Regions from separate parts of the Mus musculus genome. Here all the other regions are linked to region 1. A link is a loop called in an ENCODE intact Hi-C map of the cell type or tissue named here. Cell type or tissue: left cerebral cortex. All regions are shown on one strand. Region 1 holds the start of Fibin (fin bud initiation factor homolog (zebrafish)). Region 2 has its middle 12 kb from the start of Gm22997. Region 3 holds the start of Lgr4 (leucine-rich repeat-containing G protein-coupled receptor 4). Region 4 overlaps Platr8 (pluripotency associated transcript 8).

Region 1 (5,000 bases):
CATAATATTAGCACAAAAAGAAGCTTGCCCGTAGTCTGTTTCAGTGTTCAGGTCTGTAGCAGATATGTCATCATACCTCTTCCTGCTCCCATGGGGATATCTCTATATTTTAGCAGCACTCAAATTTGTGCCTATGAGATCCTTCTTAACATAAGCTGGTGGGCAGCCATTAACAACTGATTGAGATTGACATGCAGAAGAAAAACCATTTTCCAGCCTCAATACATTCCAATATCCTATTACAACAGGCAAAATAAGAAGATTCCATTTGATTTGTCTGTCTGTATGTTGTAGCTGAGTGCTTTTGGGGCAATATTGTTATTTTCAGGCTGGAAGCAATCTGACTTTACAAACTCAAGTACCAAATATCATATTTGTTCTGATCAATATTTTTTGTCCTTCCTTTAAAGAAGGAAGCCCTTTAAAGTAACCCTGAGACAAATGTATATAGCAGATAAATCCTTTCTTTGCATAGAGGATAGAAAAATGGGATCACTGCTGAACAGAATGTGAACTCTTGCATACTTTGTGTGTGGATGCAAGTGGAAAGAAAGTATATTTAAGGTGGTGATAAATATTGGCCCAGGGAAGAATTGAAATAAAATGCATTTTCACATTTTAATTCATTTATTTTAAGAGCATAGAAATAGCTTTCAAATTGTTAGGCATCACTAACACAGAATGAGTGCATAGGAGATATGGACCTTTGTCACACATTTCCAATGGAGTCTATGAAAAATGAGAGAAATTTAAGATTTTTCCATCAGAAGAGTGGAAATCAAATGTATAATTCTTGTACAGGCTAGATCCCACTACCCCTTACTAGGATGGTGTATGTGAGCAGACAGGGTAAGATACTCAAAAATACAGCACCTTCTCCCTCTGTTTTTCTTTTTAAAATCTCATCCTTATCATATACTCTGATAAACTGGCTTCAATCCTATCTCCCCTCTCCTTTGCACTAGTCCCTCTCTGAAATATGAGAGTTATGACTGTAAACTAGAAAAAAAGCCAGTATTATATGAAAACATTTATTGGCTGAGTAATAAAATGTACATAAGGGATTTCTATAGTTAGACCCTCCCTCTGGAAATATAAGTTTTCAATAAACAAAAGGAAGCAATGCTATCTGAGTCCAAGAAGAAAAAAACATGCTGACAACTTAAATCATAGACACTTGAGTGTTAAGCAATCTGTTTCTTTGATGGTGAAGTGAAAGACACATCATGAGTGGGCAACCACCCTAAAGTTTTGCTATCTTAAATGTTGCATCTTCAACTTACACAAACCCACAATGGAACTTTGAACATCTTACTGGTGGTGATTTGCATGCAAATTCTCAATAACACTCTTACAACAAAACAGAAACAACTAAGAACATGGTAAATAAATAAGAGCGAAAGGAGAATCAATGAACTTCCTTGTCTGGCAGGCATGCCACACACCTGGGACCTCATCTGAAAATCAGGCATCTCAGCCTTCAGAGACCAAAGAGAAGCCTGCTGATGCAAAGGAGCCACGCACCTCGTCCCCCGCCAGGATGTGGAAGTTTAATCAGTCTTTCCACACAAATGCATCCTTTAGATGGAGTCGAAAGAAGAGATTCTGTTAGAGCAATAAAACCCTTTAGGAAATAACCCAGGGGTTAGTTTAAAATTGCTTTTTTTTGCAAGTGAAAAATCCTTAATAATAACATAAATAATGCACAAAACCAAACTAAAATCAGAATAACTCAACTTATTAAAATTTTTCTTTCTTTTCGAAAGATGACTTCAGACGTGTTCTGAAAGTGCAAATTTGGATAAAATGAAGCAGTTACAATGGAAATATTAGCCTGTCTTCTGTGCCCCACCCTCCAGATAGTCGCTTTTCAGTCGACCTAAGCGGGTCCCATGGCTCCTGATGGTATGTGCCAGCAGCTCGTATTTGTCTCTGAGCCCCACAGAGATGTCCAGTGTCTCCTTCAGCAAGGACCTGGTGTGGACCAGCATCCCCAGGAAGTCCTCATTGAGTCTGCTTTCCTGCCGGCTATCCTGCTCTTGGCCCTGCTTGAACTTGCTTTCCAGCTCAGTGAGGGACTTGTCAGAGTTGGAGTAGGCATCCCCGATCTGGTGGGACTCCCGCCTCAGGTACTTGCCATAGCTCTCTTCCCCATCCAGGTCGTAGGAGATGCTCTTGCTGATGCCCTCCAGGACGCGTCCAGCATCCTCCACCTGGCGGCCCAGTACTGTGAACTCCTCTCGAAGAGTGAGGCTCAGCAAGCTACTGGCTTGGCCCCCTTCCCCCTGGGAGCAGCGCCTGCGATCACTCACCCTGAAGAGCAGCTGGCATTTCTCGGGGTCATCATTCTCCTCATAGTCTCCATCAGGCACGAAGTAATGATGCAAAGTCCCATTAGACATTTCTGGGTACAGGGGGCCATCAAAGTAGCCTCGACACAGGTGGCAAAAGAAACCCATCCAGATCAACTTCGGGAACACCATTCTGGATATTCGGGAGAAGCGTTTTAGTCCAGGAACAAGGAAAAAGGTTCCCCCGGGTGTCAGCGGCTTCGGGAGAAGGCGCCCTCCTCAGGCGCAGCTCGCTTGCCGCTCTCTGATCCTGGTTCCTCCACAGGCTTCATGTGGCTCTACGCAGCAGCGGTGTGCACCACGCTCCTCAGCGTCCCTGATCCTCTCTCTACTGAGAGGCTGGACCTTTGCTGTTTTAGCAGGATAGCCCGACCCACCGACTGGGGACCTGCTGCTCCAGGCGCTGGCTTTGCGGTCACCTTCGGAGTTCCCTCTGGCTCCAGGGAGACGGAGCTAGTAGCTAAGGGAAGCTGTTCTGACACTGTTTCAACCCCTGGACTGGGTGGGAATGCAGCGTTTTCTTTCCCCTTGGCTAAAGATATCCTGAGGATTGCAGGACTCTCAAATTACAGCTAGTTTCGTCACTTGGAAGCCAAGGAACAAATTTGGAAAGAAAGCTTTCACCAGTTCCTTTATTAAAGGTACAGGGTCTCCTTTTTTCAATCTTGAAAAAGGAGACCCTGTACAATAAGACGTATCTTGAATGGGGATAGTAGAGGATAATTATAAACATAAAATCCAGCTGCTATTAGCATATTTAGGAAAGAGGTGATTGCTTCAGAGAAATGGCATTTCAGACATTTAAATACCAGATGAGAAATGTATTTTTTTTTACTCATTTTCAAAACGTTATTTTTTAAATAAAAAATTTGAAGTATTGGAAATAGTTTTGTTTGGAAATGGTTTAAAGGTTATTAAAATCAATACTTTTGAAACAAAATGAATATAGATAACCGATTTTTTATATTCATAGTGCATAGTTACTAATAAAAATAAAAATAAAAGTTTCCAGTTTAATCAATAAGAGGACAACTGGGACCTCTGTGTAATCTATTAGATAACGTTCCAGTGAGCCTTACTGAGTCTTTTGTGTAGTATTTGACTGCTGGGGTCTCCTGTCAGTTACTTATGAGGTTGGAATATTTATCTACAGTTAGAACGTTAAGCAAATTGACACGATCTCATAGATTGTATTCAACCATTAAGGTACAAAGATTTAAATTTAAGTTAAAAAAACCGTACTGCTTTGAAAGAAAATATTTTTATTTTAATTAATTCACAAATAGTGACATTACCACAGCTGGTTTAAAAAAGCCACCCAAACACGAGTCCAGCTGCCAGTTCCATAGCCTCTCCATAAATACACATGTCCTCAGAACACCATGTTCCATAGCTATTCCAAAGCAACGAAGCTCCTGCTAGTGTTTAAGTTGTGGATTCAGGCAGTACACATTCTCTGCCAATGCTTTTCCTGTTTATATATTCATATAACTTGTCCATCCCAGCTAATTTCTTCAACTTGTACTTCTTGATTGAACTAACCCATTTCTAAGTCTATACTGTATCAGCAGCACATGGAAACCTTTATAGAGTTTATCTCCTAGATTCTGGGCATATTTCCCAAACTGTTTTGTACCTTAAGAGCAAGGGCCCCCAGATTGCTGCTGAGCTTGCCGAGTTTCTCTAGGCTTCTGGTAAGTGATGCCAAGGTTTTATAGGCTAGGAGCTACCATAGTCACTAAAGATCCAATGATGGAGTAACACAATACATGCCCCACACGGGAGCTTACAGCCACCCTGGACACAGTGGCTGCCATGTGGTCCATCAGCCCTGTTTTTGGAAACAACAGCGATGTTTCTGTTGTTCTGAATTCTAGGTAATAGAGCTGCTGTTGCCAGATGAGCGTCAGTGCTGACCTGGGTGCAGCTCTCCTCTGAAGGATCCTGATGGACGTCAAGACCCCTTAAGACTTGTGATTTCAGCTTCCATGTGGTATCCTAAGAGCCGTTCTTGTGCCTAGAAATATGAAACAGGAAAAAGAGCACTAAATTTAAAAACAAATAAAACCCCCCAAGCCCTCTTTTTCCCAAAAGAGGCCATTTTTAGGTTTTAATTTATGAATTGATTGTCATAAATGGCCATTTGATAGGCCATCCATTTAATCAAATATTTATTGAACATTTATTATTCATCAAGTTCCGTTTCTGGTATTGAGAATACAACAATGAACATAACTAGAAACAAACCATGGCTTTCCTAGAGCTTTCAATCTGGGAAGTGCAGGGCGAATTGAAGTAAAAGTAAATAAACATATGTTGTATATTGAATAATTTCAGGATCGTGGAGAAAAGAAACAGGGAATTAAGTGGAAAGAATATGTAAGCAGGAAGATTCTGTTTCCAGAGATGCTTGCTATTTCTGCCTTGAAATGTAACCGAGCTACTCACAATGAGTATTCACTGTTCTGAGTCTCCCTCTGCAGCACAAAGGACAGCTTTCATTCAGATGCACACAGCCCTGTTGTCAGACTTGTCTTTACTCTTCCAGTCGCAGGCAATCCAGACTCCTGGAAGACAATGAAGAGCCATTTGACTAACTAGTGATTCTGCGTGTGAAATCACACACACAGACTTTTTGAAGCATGCTCA
Region 2 (5,000 bases), 130 kb before region 1:
ATAACAATAGTATTTGCTATGAAAGTAGAAATAATTGGTATATACAAAAGGTTCACAGCAGAATTCATCACCCAGTAGCCCATGTGAGTAACTATTGCTTTCAGCTATAATTTGGTTGTAGCTATAATCTATAAAAGGGCACTAGTAGATATTTGTAATCTGGATAATGATCCAATACTATGTTGTTTGCTGTTCAGCTCCTCTCAGCTTTGGTTGCTCCATGCCCTCCCCCCACCCCAGGGTAACTGCTTCATATTAAACAGCCTGCTTTGCTTTCTGTGTTCTCCCTGATTTTTTTTTTTTTTTTTGAATCAAACATAGCTCCAGGCTCACCTTGTATTTTCCCTGCTCTGGCTCTCAAGTCACACTTTTTAGAAGATATCTTGATTCCCTCTACAAAGAATACAGTTGGAGATGAAGGCCTAAGTTCTGGATGAGCTTACTTGTTTTAGAGATATCAGCATTTACTAAATGAATCACTGAGCCGAGCTGGTCTGGAAGGCACCACCCAACAAGGTATAGAATAATGGCATCAAGCTCGAGTCAAGCAAAATGCAGGTACTGACTGGAGCTTGAGGATGCCCAAAAGGAAGCCCTAGAGAGCAGAATCAGTAGAAAAGATGGAGGGTGCATGTATAGATAGTGTGAGACAAAGACTTTATATTGAGTCAGATGATTTCAGTTGCTGTTAGTCTCTGGGATCCGCTAAGGGTTCAGGTTAGTTAACTCTGTTAGCCTTCCTGTGGAGACCCCAGAGGATGACAACTGTTTATCACTCTCTTGTTTAGAGTGGGTTAATGATGTGGGGAAAGGCTCTACTAGATGGTTCTAGCATCTTTCATGCTGTTTAAGGCATCGCTGGGTACAGTAGGGCCTAGATAGATAACTTTTTCGCTCATTTCCTTCCTGCCTATAGACTTTGAGGCAGGGTTTCTCTGTATAGCCCTGGCTGTCCTGGAACTCATTCTGTAGACCAGGCTGGCCTCGGACTCAGAAATCTGCCTGCCTCTGCCTCCCAAGTGCTGGGATTAAAGGCATGCGCCACCACTGCCCGGCCCTGCCTATCGTCTTAAGGCTTCTCTATGTGTCCCCTTCATGTGGGCTAGTCGACTTCCTCGTCACACGGCAGCCTCAGAACATTTGGTCAGTTTACTTGTCACTGAAGGCCTCAGTGCAGGCCTCCCACTGGGCAAAGCAGGTGGGAACTCCCCCCTTTTCTGACCTAGCTTTGGAATGTAATTGTATAGGAATCTGTTGGTTAAAAGTGAGTCACAGATGACTGCAAGTCACAGGGAGAAGGCACAGACTATCAGTTGGTGGACCGCCATCTAACACTTGAGCAAGAGGGGTAATCTTGTTTTAGTCATCTCTGGGAGAAAAGTTCTGCTGCAAGCTCACCTACGATTCCAAGACATGTGCATTTGTGCTTCTTTGACTCATAAAGTCTGAAAGGCACAGCCTAAAAGTAATCAATTGCTATTTGCCAGCCTTCTGCATCCCCTTCCTCTATTTTCATTTTCTGTTCCTTTCCTATTGGAGACATTTCTCTGCTTCTTTGTCAGGCTTTTGTTCTCTTTTGATTCACAGATGAATTTTGGCATAGGCCTTTAAGCTCAGCACCTGGGAGGCAGAGGCAAGTGGATCCCTATGAGTTCTAGGCCAGCCTGGTCTACATATCACGTTCTAGGCTAGCCAGTGCTATGTAGTGAAAGCCTGTCTCAAAACAAAATGCTCAAAAAAATGCTGTTTGCATTTGATATGATTTAAACATTCCAAGTAAAGAGAGAATAAGATGGAAGAAAAGAGTGAACATCTGACAGCACAAGGACAAATGGACAAAGATGGGACAAACAGCCAGGGGTACTAAGTGTGGGAGAGTGCACAGGAAACAGTGGAGAATGTTTAAGTAGAGATATGAGGAACGAGAATGGGGAGCTTCACTAGCGTAAGAGCTGCCACAGTACTGGGGATGTAGGGATGGGACGGACTTAGGAATATCCTTAAACCACTGAGAGCACATGTAAGGGGGGTGGTGGCCACAGCACTTGCCAGACCTGCAGTGGATCATGTGACCAAAAGGACTCCTGCCAGACACATGCTGAAATCCTTCTGGTTCTTCAACACTTGCTCAAAGCTACACGCTGGTATAAGCAAGCAGGACTCTGGCAACTAGTGTCTCTCATTCAGGACTGTAAATTATGCGCACTAGACTTGATCTGTAGCCTTTTGTCCACACTCTTGTCTCTGGTCCTGTGAGCTTCTATGCTGTTTCCTTTTCCTGCTAGTATTTATTCATTTCCTGTTTTTCTTATGCCCGTATCCATTTTCCACCGCTGTCTGTATTTTACCACTGAGCTTTCTCTATGTACACACACACAGACACAGACATACACAGACACACACAGACACACACACAGTCTCACACACACACACACACACACACACAGACACACACACACGGACACACACGGACACACACGGACACACACACACAAGGATACACGGGCACACATGGACACACACCTCTCACAGAGAGAAAAAGAGAGAGCACCAGCAGGCTTTGTTCTTTAGGCTCTTACTATCTGAGTTTGTGTAAGGAAGCAGAGCTTAATAAAGACTGTGGGCTAATATTCTATCTCAGCCACTAGATGGCGTCCCTGACTAAAGAAGACACTGAGAGGCTCGTTTTCTTCAGTCAGTTGTTTCCTCTGCCAGAGCAAACATCAATCGCACTCCAGGCAAACTCCACCCCAGTCTATGCCAAAACCTCTGTAAACTTTGCTGGGGACACGTAGCTTCAGTATTTTCCATTTTCTTACCAAGGGACTACCTCCACTGCCTTCACAATGAATTTTCCCCCCTAGTACATGGTCCTGCTTAATGCCAGAATGGTTTGTTTCCTCATTATCTTCCATTTCTCCAGCTTTAGGTATTGTCTATTCTTTGAAGAGTTGTTTGCTCCTTGATAGGATTTTTTTTGTTGTTGCAATAATTCATGATAAACTATAAACAAGTGCTTTTGAAATGCCATAAATTTAATGCTATGGTTTATAATTTAGAATATGTCGCTGTCTTAATAATTTATCATAGACAACTATGAATAAAACATGCAAGGGAATCTTGCAAATCCTTGTGATGCTGGTGATATGGGATTTTGAACATAAGCAGGCAGTCTTAAACTTCCTTCTTGGAGGTGGAGTTGTTCCTCTGGCTAATATTTATATACTAGATCAGGTAGTCCATTTATTCTGAAGATTGCTGGATGCCAGTGTCCACTTACTATGCAACTAAAAGACCATTTATTAAGCATAATGTAGATCAATTTAATGAACTATAAACTTACACATATTTATTTGTATCTAGTTCAGCCTCACTCTGGAGACACATAGGCTGACTAACCATTTGCAGGTTTTGCTTGTCTCGTTTATTTTTGTTTGTACAAAAGCAATAGATTTGCATTTGACAATGAATGACTTGTTTTCCAGCTCAGCTCCATGGAACATTGAGCCAGCCAGCTTATGTTAGCCTTGGGGAAGCCAGACACTGAAACAGCCTCTGCTGTTCTGCTCTTTAGACAGGCGAAGGTCACGGGGGCTGAAGGAAAATAAGTGAGTTTTCTCCACACTCTCCTAAGCACAAGGGTATGGTTCCTGCCAGTGATGTTTAGTCTCCCTTTGTCTCTGCACCTCTTGCATCTGAAACAGAGGGATAGAGAACAGTCTGCCTGCCATCTTAGCCATATGCTGTTGTATACCCCAAAACACACTCTTACCTCAAAGGGTAGGAGAGTTTCATCTAGAGCCAAATAGAAGTGGACACGGGCCAGAAATGCAGATGTAATTTACTTCTAATTCCATATGACAACAGTTTTGTGAAGTTTCGTAGTTAACACAGTAACAACATAAAATAAGGCACATTTTAAATGCATTGACAGAAACACCAGGTGGCTGGTTACAGTAAATGAGGCAATCTCTGTTATAGACTATAAAGACCATTTGAGCATATTCTTAAACTTTTGGTGGCAGCTAGTGTTCTGTGAGGTTGGTATATTTCAAAGATTTTCACCTAATAGTCACAGACACAGAATTGGGCAAAGACTGGCTACTAAGGAGATTGAAGATGGCCCCAGATAAATTGTAAATAGGCTGTGGATCTGGAACATTTCAAACGCCATAATTATTGAGTTTCTAATAGTCAGCCAGCCTGCAGAAGGCTCAGTGTAAGGTGCATTTTATTTCTGGGAATTTTGTTCATACTGTCAAAGACTAGAAAGAGGATATTAAGCTACTGTCAGGTTGACTAGTCCAACAGTGCAGAGGCTCTGAGGGCTGTGAGATGAACAGTGAGAACCAGCTTAAGTCTATTTTTCCTATTGTCTCATTTTAGGCTTAAATATTTAAGGCACAGTAGATGGTCCCTTAGAAAAAGCACCAAGTCCAATTTCCTTTCTGTAGATCTGTAAAGTGAGATGGATTTTGAAGAAAGATCGATCACTTGTGCTATAGGAAATATAGGTAGGAAATAGGTACAAGAAAGCATGGGGCATGAGACAAAGTGAGGTAGAAATATATTTTTGGGGTTGTAGGTAAGAAAAATGTGGGCAGAACAGAATAGAATAGGCGTAGAAACAGAGAGAAAAAAAATCTTAAAATCCAAACAAGTAATATAAAATGAAGGCAAGAAATATTTGTGCTTCACTGTTTCTTAAAACCTGAAAGTTAGGCAGTGGTAGTGCGTGCCCTTAGTCCCAGGAATTGGGTGACAGAGGCAGCTGATCTCTGAGTTTTGATCTCTGAATGAGGCCAGCTTGGTCTACAGAGTGAGTTCTAGGACAGCCAAGGCTACACAGAGAAACCTTGTCTCAAAAAATCACATGAATGAATGAATAGAAAATTCAAAGTTGATGTAATGCAAAATAAAAATAAAATAAAAAGTTTTATTGTGTCAGCTTCTATTTCTTCCTTGTCAGAACCTTGTTTGATTTTTTTTTCCCCTTCCTG
Region 3 (5,000 bases), 450 kb before region 1:
TGAGCATGCCCAGATGGGAGCTTCCTTCACTTCCAGTGCCTCACAAAGGGCACAACAACTGGGTCACACTTTTACCTTCCCTTTCCTTTTAAAACAGTCTCCCTGTGTAGCCCATGCTGGAATTGACTTTGTGGTTCTCCATCTCCAGCTTCTATAGCTCTAGAGTTACAGTTTGTACCAACACAGCCACTTCTCAGGCTGCAGCCCTTACCTCCCTGCGGTGCCGCAAATGTACCCATCTGTGGGGCTAAGAGAAGCAGCTTCCTTCAGCAGACTAATATGTTGGATTTTTTTTTTCCTTGCTCTTTGCCAAGGGTGAAGGTTGAACTTGAGTTATCCTTGATATCTTCCCTGAGCTTAGGTGAGAGTGGTTGTCATTTGGGACAGTGCGCTGGATGTTGTTTCTTCATTTCATTGTGGTTTTATGTTCTAACAGGACAACTTGTCACAGAGATAAAAACTAATATAATAGATAGATTCATTCTCAGGGACGTTCACTGATGAGTAACTCTACGATTAGGGTTAGGGATATGAACCTTTTTCTTTTCTGTTTTGTTGTTGTTGCTGTTTTGTTTTTTTCAAGACCAAATTTCTCTGTGTAACAAGCCCTGGCTGTCTTCAAACTCACAGAGATCTGTGCTTTTTTAATTATACTGTACATGTGATTCTTATAACTACCAAAATTTGGAAACACTTGATGTACATACGTGTTTTGCCTGCATGTTTATGTGTTTACCATATATACACATGCATGCTTGATGCTCATGGAGACCGGGAGAATGTCAGATGCCCTGGTCTTGGAGTCACAGATAGTTGTGAGACACCATGAACGTGCTAGAAACAGAATCGATATCTTCTGCAAGAGCAGCCAGTGCTCTGAGCTACTGAGCTATCTCTCCAGCCACTTCGAAATACTTCTTTACTGAGGAGAGCTTCTTTACTGAAGAGAGAGAGAGAGAGAGAGAGAGAGAGAGAGAGAGAGAGAGAGAGAGAGAAACATGGAAATGAGTCTGGACATGGTGATTCATACTATTATTCCAGCATTCATGAAGCTGAGGCAGGAGGATGGTGAGTTGAGTTCAGTCTAGATTACATAGCAAAACTCTGTCAACATAAATATTTGTCAGAAATAAAAGCATCCATGAAGTGTATAGTTACCTTAATATAACAAAAAGTATACCTTAGAAGGAGTTGTGTTTTTTAAGAAAGAAGATTTTAGCTGGGCATGGTGGCACACGCCTTTAATCCTAGCACTTGAGAGGCAGAGGCAGGCAAATTTCTGAGTTCGAGGCCAGCATGGTCTAGAAAGTGAGTGCCAGGACAGCCAGGGCTATACAGAGAAACCCTGTCTCAAAAAACCAAAAAAAAAAAAAAAAAAAAAAAAAAAAAGACTTTAAGTATCAATTAGAATTAGACTTTTTCCTCACTTTATTTACTCATGAAATTGGCTGAAAAGTAATAGAAATGGAAAAACAAAAACAAAAAACAAGTTGCGGAGGCTTCTGAAATACTAACTAGACCAGGAGTGAGATGATCTTGGGCAGAGGGCAGAAGAACATGGTATCCAAGAGATTCTGAGGCCTTGTCTATAAAGTCTGAGCGCCACTGGTCTTTCTTTTTAAAGTTCTCTTTCAACCTTATAGTGAGGAAATTCATCTTTCTTAAAACTTGTCTGTATTTATTTATCCATTAGCATAACTTTAGAGTATATGGATTCAACCTGACTTTATTATTATTTAGCATATTCTTTAATGTAGAGATGGTAGATTTTTTTTTTTTTATTTAGGAAATCGGCTAGCTTTTCGTTAATTTATTTACATTTTCTTTTTTTTTTATTTGCATGAGGTGGCTAGTTAACTTTATACAGTATAGATATTTTAATGCTCTTCTTGCTCTAATGTAATGGGTTCATTAAAAATGTGTACAATCTAGAGTAAAAACAACCAAAGGCCTAGGAGAAAGCAAGAAAAGAGGCACTGAGAATGCTGATTTTTTTTTTTCTATAAACATTATGTGGGAAAAAGGAAGGGATGCTGATAGTTAACACACAAGTTGTTTCTGGTGTCTCAGGGGCAGTCAGCTGGCACTCAAATGTTCTCTTCCAGTGCTGGTTAACCGGCACCTCCTTGGCTGGACTCCTCAACATCCTTGTGTTTAGGGAGAAAGAAGTCTGATTGGTGTCATGGATGATTAACCGCTAATTTAGCTCCCAAGTGTGAATGAAAAAGGGTACTAAGATCTCAGAGGTGATGTGAGATACAGGAGGGGTCACGCTGTTTTAATTTAGTGCACGGTTGAACTCAAAAATTTGGATCAGATAGAAAGAAATGTTTCTCCCTCCTTTTCGACCCCCACCCCCACCCCCATTTCTTTCCTCTGTTTGCAAAGCTCTCAGTGCCCTTGCCCTTAAGAACAGCGAAGAGTCATTTGACACGTCTGAAAGCTGGAGGCGAGTTTTACTTTTCAGGTCATCCAATTTAGGAGATCCAATTTCTGCGGAGGGGAGAAAAAAACTGGGTGGGGGAGGGAAACAGCAGACTCCTGGTCTTCCGATCTGTCTACCTTCAATACACAACCTGACATGCAGATCCAGCCAAGTCAGGGCTTTTACTTGAACCTCCACTACCAGCCCCAGCAGCAGCAGCACAACCTTGTCACTCATTCCAGAGAAACACGCCCCATTCCTCTTGACCAATAATGGCTCCACTGCCTGCATAGTAATGAGCTCGAGACCTCCCCTGACCAATAGCGCTCCCGGAGCGGGGTTAGTTTTGCATGTACCTAAATGATTTGCATAACCCGGCGGCCAGGGGCTCCCGAGGCGAGCGTGCAACCCTAGAAGGGAAAAGGACGCGCGGAGCGGGAGCCGCCTCGGGGAGAGCGCGGACAACCAGGGTGTTTGTGAGAGCTGGGGCGGGGGTTGGGACGCCTGGCCGGCATGGCTGGAGGCTGCGCTCCGCAACCTTGAGGAGCTGTGCGGCTGGAGGAGGCCCGGGACAGGAGGCGGCGGCGATGGCAGCGCGCGGCCCGGGCAGCCGCTCTGGGCCGGGTCGGCTGGCCTGAGCCGCGGGGCTGCCGGTGCGCGTCCATGGAGCAGCGGGAAGGGAGAAACTGCGGAGCGCCGCGTCCTAACGCTCCGGCGGCAGACTGCTGAAGGAAGCGAGCGCACGCGGACCGCCGAGGGACGGCGCCCGGGCCCCGAGCCCCGCAGGCCGGCTGCCCCTGGTGCGGCGCGGTGCGGCGGAGGGCAGCGGAGGCGAGTCGAGCGAGAGGAGCCGCGGGAGAGGCGGGCGCGGGCGGCGGCCGCAGCAATGCCGGGCCCGCTGCGGCTGCTCTGCTTCTTCGCCCTGGGGCTGCTCGGCTCGGCCGGGCCCAGCGGCGCGGCGCCACCTCTCTGCGCTGCGCCCTGCAGCTGCGACGGCGACCGTCGGGTGGACTGCTCCGGGAAGGGGTTGACGGCGGTACCGGAGGGGCTCAGCGCCTTCACCCAAGCACTGTGAGTGCGGGCGACCGGGCTGCGGGTTGAGGGACCCGCGGGCGCTGCGGGGCGGAGCCAGGGCTCGACCCCAGCCCCCAACCCCAGCGCCCTGGGGGTGCACGAATCACCTGTGTGTGTGTGTGTGTGTGTGTGTGTGTTGGAGGGTCAGGGGGATTGGCCCCCTTTCCCGTATGCTGGCCTCTCCAGACTTAGCCACTTTGAATCTGAACCTCTAGGAGCTTTTTCTTTTTGCAGCTTTTTTTTGGGGGGGGGGGTGCAATTACTACCTCCTACCCCCCACCCCCCACCTCAAATCGCAAGTGCATTTAGGGCCAGGAGGGAGGATGCTGGAAACGCTTGCCCTTGGCAGCCTTTCACGTGACCTCTTCCCCCATGCGGCCCCCTGTTCGGCTGGCAAAACTTTGGCCACGGATGAGGGCGCCTAGAACTTGGCCTGCGTTTGCCGACCAGGCACGTTCCATGGGGAAGCACCTGAATACCCCCAGGGTTCCCGCAGGCGGAGTGAAGAAACACCTGTACCTAAGAAGGGGAATCGCTTTCCAGTTTGGCCCCGTCCTGCCTGTGCAGTGTGACACCTTAGCTCAGATCCACTCGGGACTCATTACCACGAGCAGAGCCCAGGGAGGAGGAGAAGGATTCGGCCTACCCTGGGCGGGGATCCTTAGTGAATAAGGCATTTAAAAGAAGGAATGCTGACCTGAGGTAGAGAATGTTGGGAGAGAAAGTTCTAGAGCATGTGATCAGTGCAGTCTGTAAGGTGGGCAACCGTTTTCCGCCTGTACCTTCAGCAGAGCCTTTCGTGTGAGCTGCCTGTGGTCAGGAAGAGTAGCATAGATGGTTCTGACCCTCCCCACCTCCTTCCCCAGAGACCCAGAGAGCCTTTAGCATCTCAGGGAAGAGGGGGAATCTGAAATAGGTGTTGGAGGTGATGTTGGCAAATGCCACCCGTAGAAAAAGAATGGGGTAATTGAGCGGAGGGCAGCTTGTATGGCCCTTTCAGCCTTCTCGTGTTGTGTGGCCTATTGCATGATTAAATCAGGAGCAGTCAAAGACCTGCTAGAGAGGAAGGGGCCCCGAGAGGCCCTCTGGCAAAGGAAACTTCCTTTTTACCTTCAAGCTATCAAAAGAGACCTCTTAGGCGTAGCTTTAAAGGAATAACAGATCGTGTGAAGGGAAAACTCCCTTTTAGGCAAGCTGGGGCATCACTGTATTTCCAGGTGGGTGGTGCCGAGGCATTCGGCTGGCCCTCTCAGGTTGGGGATGTGGAGAACTGAGACCCTTGGCTTTGCACCCTAGTCTCAGATTTTGGCCCAGTCTTAGGTGTTGTTGATGCCTGGAAAGACCCTTTCTTTCGAAATGATATTTGACTTTTCACCAAACCATGTGAAGCGATTTGCTCATAGAGGTCTATTAAATCTGAGCAGGGCTGGCAGGTGAGGAGCTAGGGTTTTCCTGTTTCTTGAAACTCTTTGGAAATAGAGAATTCAGGCAGAAAGAGAAC
Region 4 (5,000 bases), 460 kb before region 1:
CGTCATCCTAACATTTGTTTATCTAACCAGCTCATACTAGTTTGTGCAGAACACTTTTATTAAAAAGAATTCACACTCTGGCATCACTACCAGAATCCATCACTGAACCAGAATTCAGTGTGGCTTCTTCCATGTGCAATAAAGATTCCAGTAGAGATCTTGTAAGAGGATGAGAGCCCTGACATTTGAGAGCTAGGGGCTTCCTGGTTCCTGTTTTCTGTGGCAGAGATAACCATAGTCACTTGGAGCAATGTAACAGCTTGTTCTCATGAGTGGCTGTCCAGGCTCATCCATTCCACAGAGCATAGCTTTCCATGTTTTAGTCTATTATCAGCATGGCCTAATCAGTTAAACAATTAGTTGGCATTGTCTTTAGTCTGAAAGAAGGCTCTACATCTTCAGCAACCCTTTCTCTAGTTGGGATGATGAGTTTGTCTTTGGCCAGAGGTTGTTGATTATGCAGGTCCCCTGAGATCCAACTGCCCGTTGAAAAGCATTGGTTCAGCCAGAATTATATTGCTGAAGTCTCCCTTATGCTGAGAGCAAAGCCTTGGGGGGTCTGAATAATCCAGGGGTACAGTCCCCTACTGCTACTACACACTCCACATTTTGGGCTAGGTTTTTTTGTTCTGAAGTAAGGCCTCATTTTATAGCCTAGGCTGACCTTTGGTTCATCGCTACGGATTACTGCACGGGCCACCATCAATGGCTGGTCTTCACAATTCTCTTAAAGCATAGGCCGGCCTATATATACTTTAAGCTTGAAAGAGAGGTGGCCTTCAAAATCAGCCAGGCTTCTGTGGAGATAAGGGACTGTTCTTCCCGACTTGCCAGTCAGATCCTCACTCGAGGGAGTGCTCCCAGCAGAAGGAACACTGAGGTCACCACGAAGGTAGGATTCAAATTAGTGGCTAGGTGAAGGAACACAGAAATGGTTTTGTTTTAATAAAATATAGAACATCTAGAGACAAATAGACACTTTCTGCAGAGTTAGTTGAACTTTGCACATACTATTCAAATATTCTAGCACTGAGCTGAGTCCCTAGTAAAATATAGTGTCAAGCCTTTGTTATAGACATAGATAGATATGGAACTTTAAAATACAATGATTATTTCATAATACAGAAGTTTCCTTTGAATCTGATGAAGATAAGGAGGCAGTAACACATTTTGTTTTTCTAGTTGGTTGGTTCTTGTTTGTGAAATTGAGATTTTATGATAGCCTGGGAGTTGTACCCACCCATATGTGTAATTTTGTATGCAATTGAAAGTATAGACATTTACTGGGAGGTGTGTTACTTTTATAAAAGAAGTCCTATCATTCGAACATTAGGGCTCCTCAGACCCTTGCAATTATATGTGTGTGTGTGTGTGTGTGTGTGTGTGTAAAATTTTGACCTGTTTTTTTAGTGAGCATGTATGCCGAGAGATTCATACATGCTATACCACCTGCTTCATTTCATCACTTTAAAATTCATGATGCCCATAGATGAAATAAGTAAGGAAACTGAGGTACAGAAAGATTAATTTGGGAGCTGGAGAGATGGCTCAGCAGTTAAGAGCACTGACTGCTCTTCCGAAGGTCCTGAGTTCAAATCCCAGCAACCACATGGTGGCTCACAACCATCTGTAAAGAGATCTGACGCCCTCTTCTGGGGTATCTGACGACAGCTACAGTGTACTTATTTATAATAAACAAATCTTTAAAAAAAAAAAAAGATTAATTCGATCCAAATCATGGCTGGTAGTCTTCTCTCAAGTTAAATATTAACGTTTGTAACGTCTGCAGCTGTACTTCCTACCAGTGTTGGTAGCCCTTACAAAAGCATTGTAGAAGAAAGTATTCAGGAAAAATTTTTTCCAAATCAAATTAAATCAGTGTAATGTGTACTACATTTGAATTTTCACCAACTTTGTCAATAGGGATTTACTCACCAACTTAGTTACAATTTAGGGATGGCGGTCTCTAATTTTACCACAAGGTGGCACCAAACACCGCCTTCTATAAATGGGGAGCTCGTTCTCCGACGTAGTCACAGTTTAGGGATGGTGGTCTCTGATGTTACCACAAGGTGGCACCAAAGCGCCATTGTTTCTAGTCTACAATTTAGTTCTTATTAATGAAGTTTGTCCTTAGAAATGTGCTTAAATTGAAAATTATATTTTTTAAAGACGAAAGGTTTTTCAAATGTAGACAAAGAACTCTTCCTAATAATAACCTAAAAGTCAGCAAACCTATAGGAAATTGCAATGGAGGTGAATATCTATAGCCTTAGTGGGGTTGTCTATAGTAACAGTTTTGTAACTGAACAATGCTAATTGCAAAAACATTATCTTTGGCTTTGAGTATCTTTATCCAAGTTCCATGAAGATGGAAAGAATAATTTAGAGGCTCACAGCAACTTCTTGTAAATAAGCCAAAGGCCATCTGGGTGGCTAGGATTAATTTGCTTTCATGACACTAAATTTGTCTAACATCTTTTATTTCCTATAAAAATCAGAGTTAAAAATTAAATCAGTTATAGAGGATAAAGAGCAGTTGACCTGGATATTAACTGGCTGTCCTGGTAATGAGGTATGCTGCTTTGAGTTATGTAGTTAACCTCTGGGGATGGTTTCTCACTGTGGTGAAAGGATTGTGTTTGATCTTTAGGTGAAGGTCTCTCTGTGGTGCCCCAGTCTTGAATTTGTGGACTAAGAAGAGATGCTTCTGTCTCAGCCTTCAGCTTAGTGGTTCAAACCCAAGTGCCCTACCACCAGAGTGTTCTGCTGGTGCCTGAAATGAGCAACTTTAAGCTATGACCTCTCTCTCACCTTCTATGTCTCATTTATTGTTTCTGAGCATCTTGAAAACGTTAGGGAGAAAGGGTTGAGACAACATGAGACAGAACATCCTAGTCATTGCTACTCAAAAGTGGGCTCTCCTACCTGTGCATGTGTGCCTTCGTTAACTCTAGAGTAAACACGGAGATGCTGTTAGGCCCCCAAGACTTAGGGAAGGGATTAAACTAGGTTAACCTTTATTAGGTTCCTTACACTTCAAGTTCCTAAATTCCATAAATAAAATTAGATTGCATGCAATTTGAGTGAATAGAGGGATTTCGCTTCACGCCTTAAATTCCAAGGCTGTCCAGAAAATGCAGCTCTTGACTCTGTGGGAATCCTAATAGGGACATCGGGTGGACTATTCCCACCCCATCGACTCCGTGGGAATCCTTCTAATAGGGACATTGGGTGGACTATTCCCCACCCCATCGGCTCTGTGGGAATCCTAATAGGGACATCGGGTGGACTATCCCCACCCCATCGACTCCGTGGGAATCCTTCTAATAGCGACATCGGGTGGACTATTCCCACCCCATCGGCAGGTCAGCGTTGCCTTATGGACCGATCCCAGGACCAATACACGAAAGGCAGACCTGTTGCTGGGTGGGTTGGGGCTCCTGTGATGAAGGATGTCCTTGCTTAGCTTTTATAGGCCTGCATTGTACCCCAGGACTCTTCCCCCTCAGTTTCTCAGGCTTTTCCATTCCATCTCTTTCTTGCCTGAGACAGACCTACCACTACCTCGACACCCAGACTTGGCCTGCCTCAGTCCACTCCCTGCCCATTAATGTTTCCTTTAATCAATATTTCATATATGTAACCTTGTATTGGGGTTTGTGCCTAAAAAGACCCCTGCTTGCACCATTCTCTAGCAGGAGGCCATGATTTGGGGAAGAGCTTACAACAGGATCAGGAATTTTTAAACACTGACAATCCAGGGTCCATCTCTGACCTACTCGAATGAAAACAATAAAGTTCTCTGTGAAGTCTATGTTTAAAATCTCCCCAGGTGACTTCTGTGTGGACAGAACTATATCAATCAAAACTCTTCTGTCCTGAATAGAGTGGATCCTTAGGAGTAGACACTTAGCGGACCCTTCTAAAAGAAGGTCGAGCCAGAGAGGGGGCTCAGAAGGTAAAGGGGCCTCCTTGCCAATACCTTGATTGAAGTTTGATCCCAGAGACTCACAAGGTATACAAAGAGTCTGGTCAGCTGTCCTCAATCTTTCACTCCATACATAGCATGGCATGCTCATGTATGTATACACACACACACATCTATACATAATAAAAACTTTAAAGGATTCTAAAATTATTCGGTAAATAATAACACATTATTTTAAACTCAAAGGAGCGAACTAAGACAGCTGTTGTAATGTTTCCCTACCAGTTCAGCATCCCCTGTCTTCAGTTTCATAAGAATTTTAACTTTCTCTGTTGTTCTTCAAAGTGACTTTTATATGGTTTAATATTAAGCATGACCTGGGATGGGAAAGGCAGCAGGAAAGATAAATTGTATCGTGTTTGGCCAAACAGCAGGAATGGACAGATTCAGAGAAGCCGATAAAAAAAATGAAAAATAATAATAATTAAAAAAAGGAACACAGGCGTACTTTTTTACAAACAAACAACAAAGCATAAAAGGCTTAAAACTCTGAGGAACTGGGGATCACATGCTGAGCCATGGCTCGCAAGAAATCTATCCTGAACCATTCTAATATTCTATTGCATTGACTAAATCCTCCTAGTGTTTTGTTTGCTTTTGTTTTTGTTTGTTTGGTTTTTGTCTGTGGGGAAGGGTTTTTGGTTGGTTGGTTTCTTTTGGTTTGTTTTGGTTTTTTGATTTTTTTGTTTTTTCACTTTACCATTTTTCAAAGAGATCAGAGTACTATTTAGGGTTGGTAATGTGCTTTTCAAAGACGTCACCCTGGGCTGGAGAGTTGGCGCAGCATTTAAACACTCTTACTGTACTTGCAAAGGAAGGACCCATGTTCAGTTCCCAGCACCCTCATGGTGGCTACAACTATCTGTAATGGGATCCGATGCCCTCTTCTGGATCCCCTGCATTCTTCTGACCACCAAGGGAACCAAGCATGCAAAATACACATATACATAAAACAAATCTATTAAGGAAAATTTTAAACTGAAAGCATTGTATCCAGATGGATTTTTTT

What was found. Hi-C counts contacts between places; a loop is a spot of excess contacts. Peaks named below come from ENCODE experiments on the same cell type or tissue, not always from the same donor. Only the 100,000 strongest peaks of a DNase experiment are listed, where the experiment ranks them.
Region 2: it touches region 1 in a loop (4-fold over the local background); 7 of 42 quality-filtered maps call a loop at or near these places.
Region 3: a loop joins it to region 1, with 2.6 times the contacts of the local background. A loop is called at or near these places in 5 of 42 quality-filtered maps.
Region 4: a loop joins it to region 1, with 2.9 times the contacts of the local background. A loop is called at or near these places in 5 of 42 quality-filtered maps.

What each region holds. Positions count from the first base shown.
Region 1 is chr2:110,360,313-110,365,312 of GRCm38, forward strand. Fibin (fin bud initiation factor homolog (zebrafish)) reads right to left here and starts at 2,681. Exons shown (of 1, transcript NM_026271.1): 1 at 613-2,681. The coding sequence starts at 2,483. The coding sequence ends at 1,830. All of the region lies in intron 2 of Gm30319 (a long non-coding RNA gene), which reads left to right. In left cerebral cortex, a CTCF peak has its summit at 2,575; a DNase peak (open chromatin) is centred at 2,666; H3K4me3 peaks cover 1,211 bases; H3K27ac peaks cover 625 bases.
Region 2 is chr2:110,227,227-110,232,226 of GRCm38, forward strand. No RefSeq gene overlaps it. Among named protein-coding and RNA genes, the nearest start is that of Gm22997, 12 kb to the left of the region's middle. In left cerebral cortex, a CTCF peak has its summit at 2,649 (motif pointing right); a DNase peak (open chromatin) is centred at 2,659.
Region 3 is chr2:109,914,810-109,919,809 of GRCm38, forward strand. It overlaps Lgr4 (leucine-rich repeat-containing G protein-coupled receptor 4), which reads left to right and starts at 2,838. Exons shown (of 18, transcript NM_172671.2): 1 at 2,838-3,496. The coding sequence starts at 3,312. In left cerebral cortex, CTCF peaks have their summits at 2,784 and 3,468; DNase peaks (open chromatin) are centred at 2,753 and 4,241; H3K4me3 peaks cover 2,460 bases; H3K27ac peaks cover 1,034 bases.
Region 4 is chr2:109,902,351-109,907,350 of GRCm38, forward strand. Platr8 (pluripotency associated transcript 8) reads right to left here. Exons shown (of 5, transcript NR_033473.1): 4 at 4,214-4,308; 5 at 46-911. Among named protein-coding and RNA genes, the nearest start is that of Platr8, 8.5 kb to the right of the region's middle. In left cerebral cortex, a CTCF peak has its summit at 2,023 (motif pointing right); a DNase peak (open chromatin) is centred at 2,029.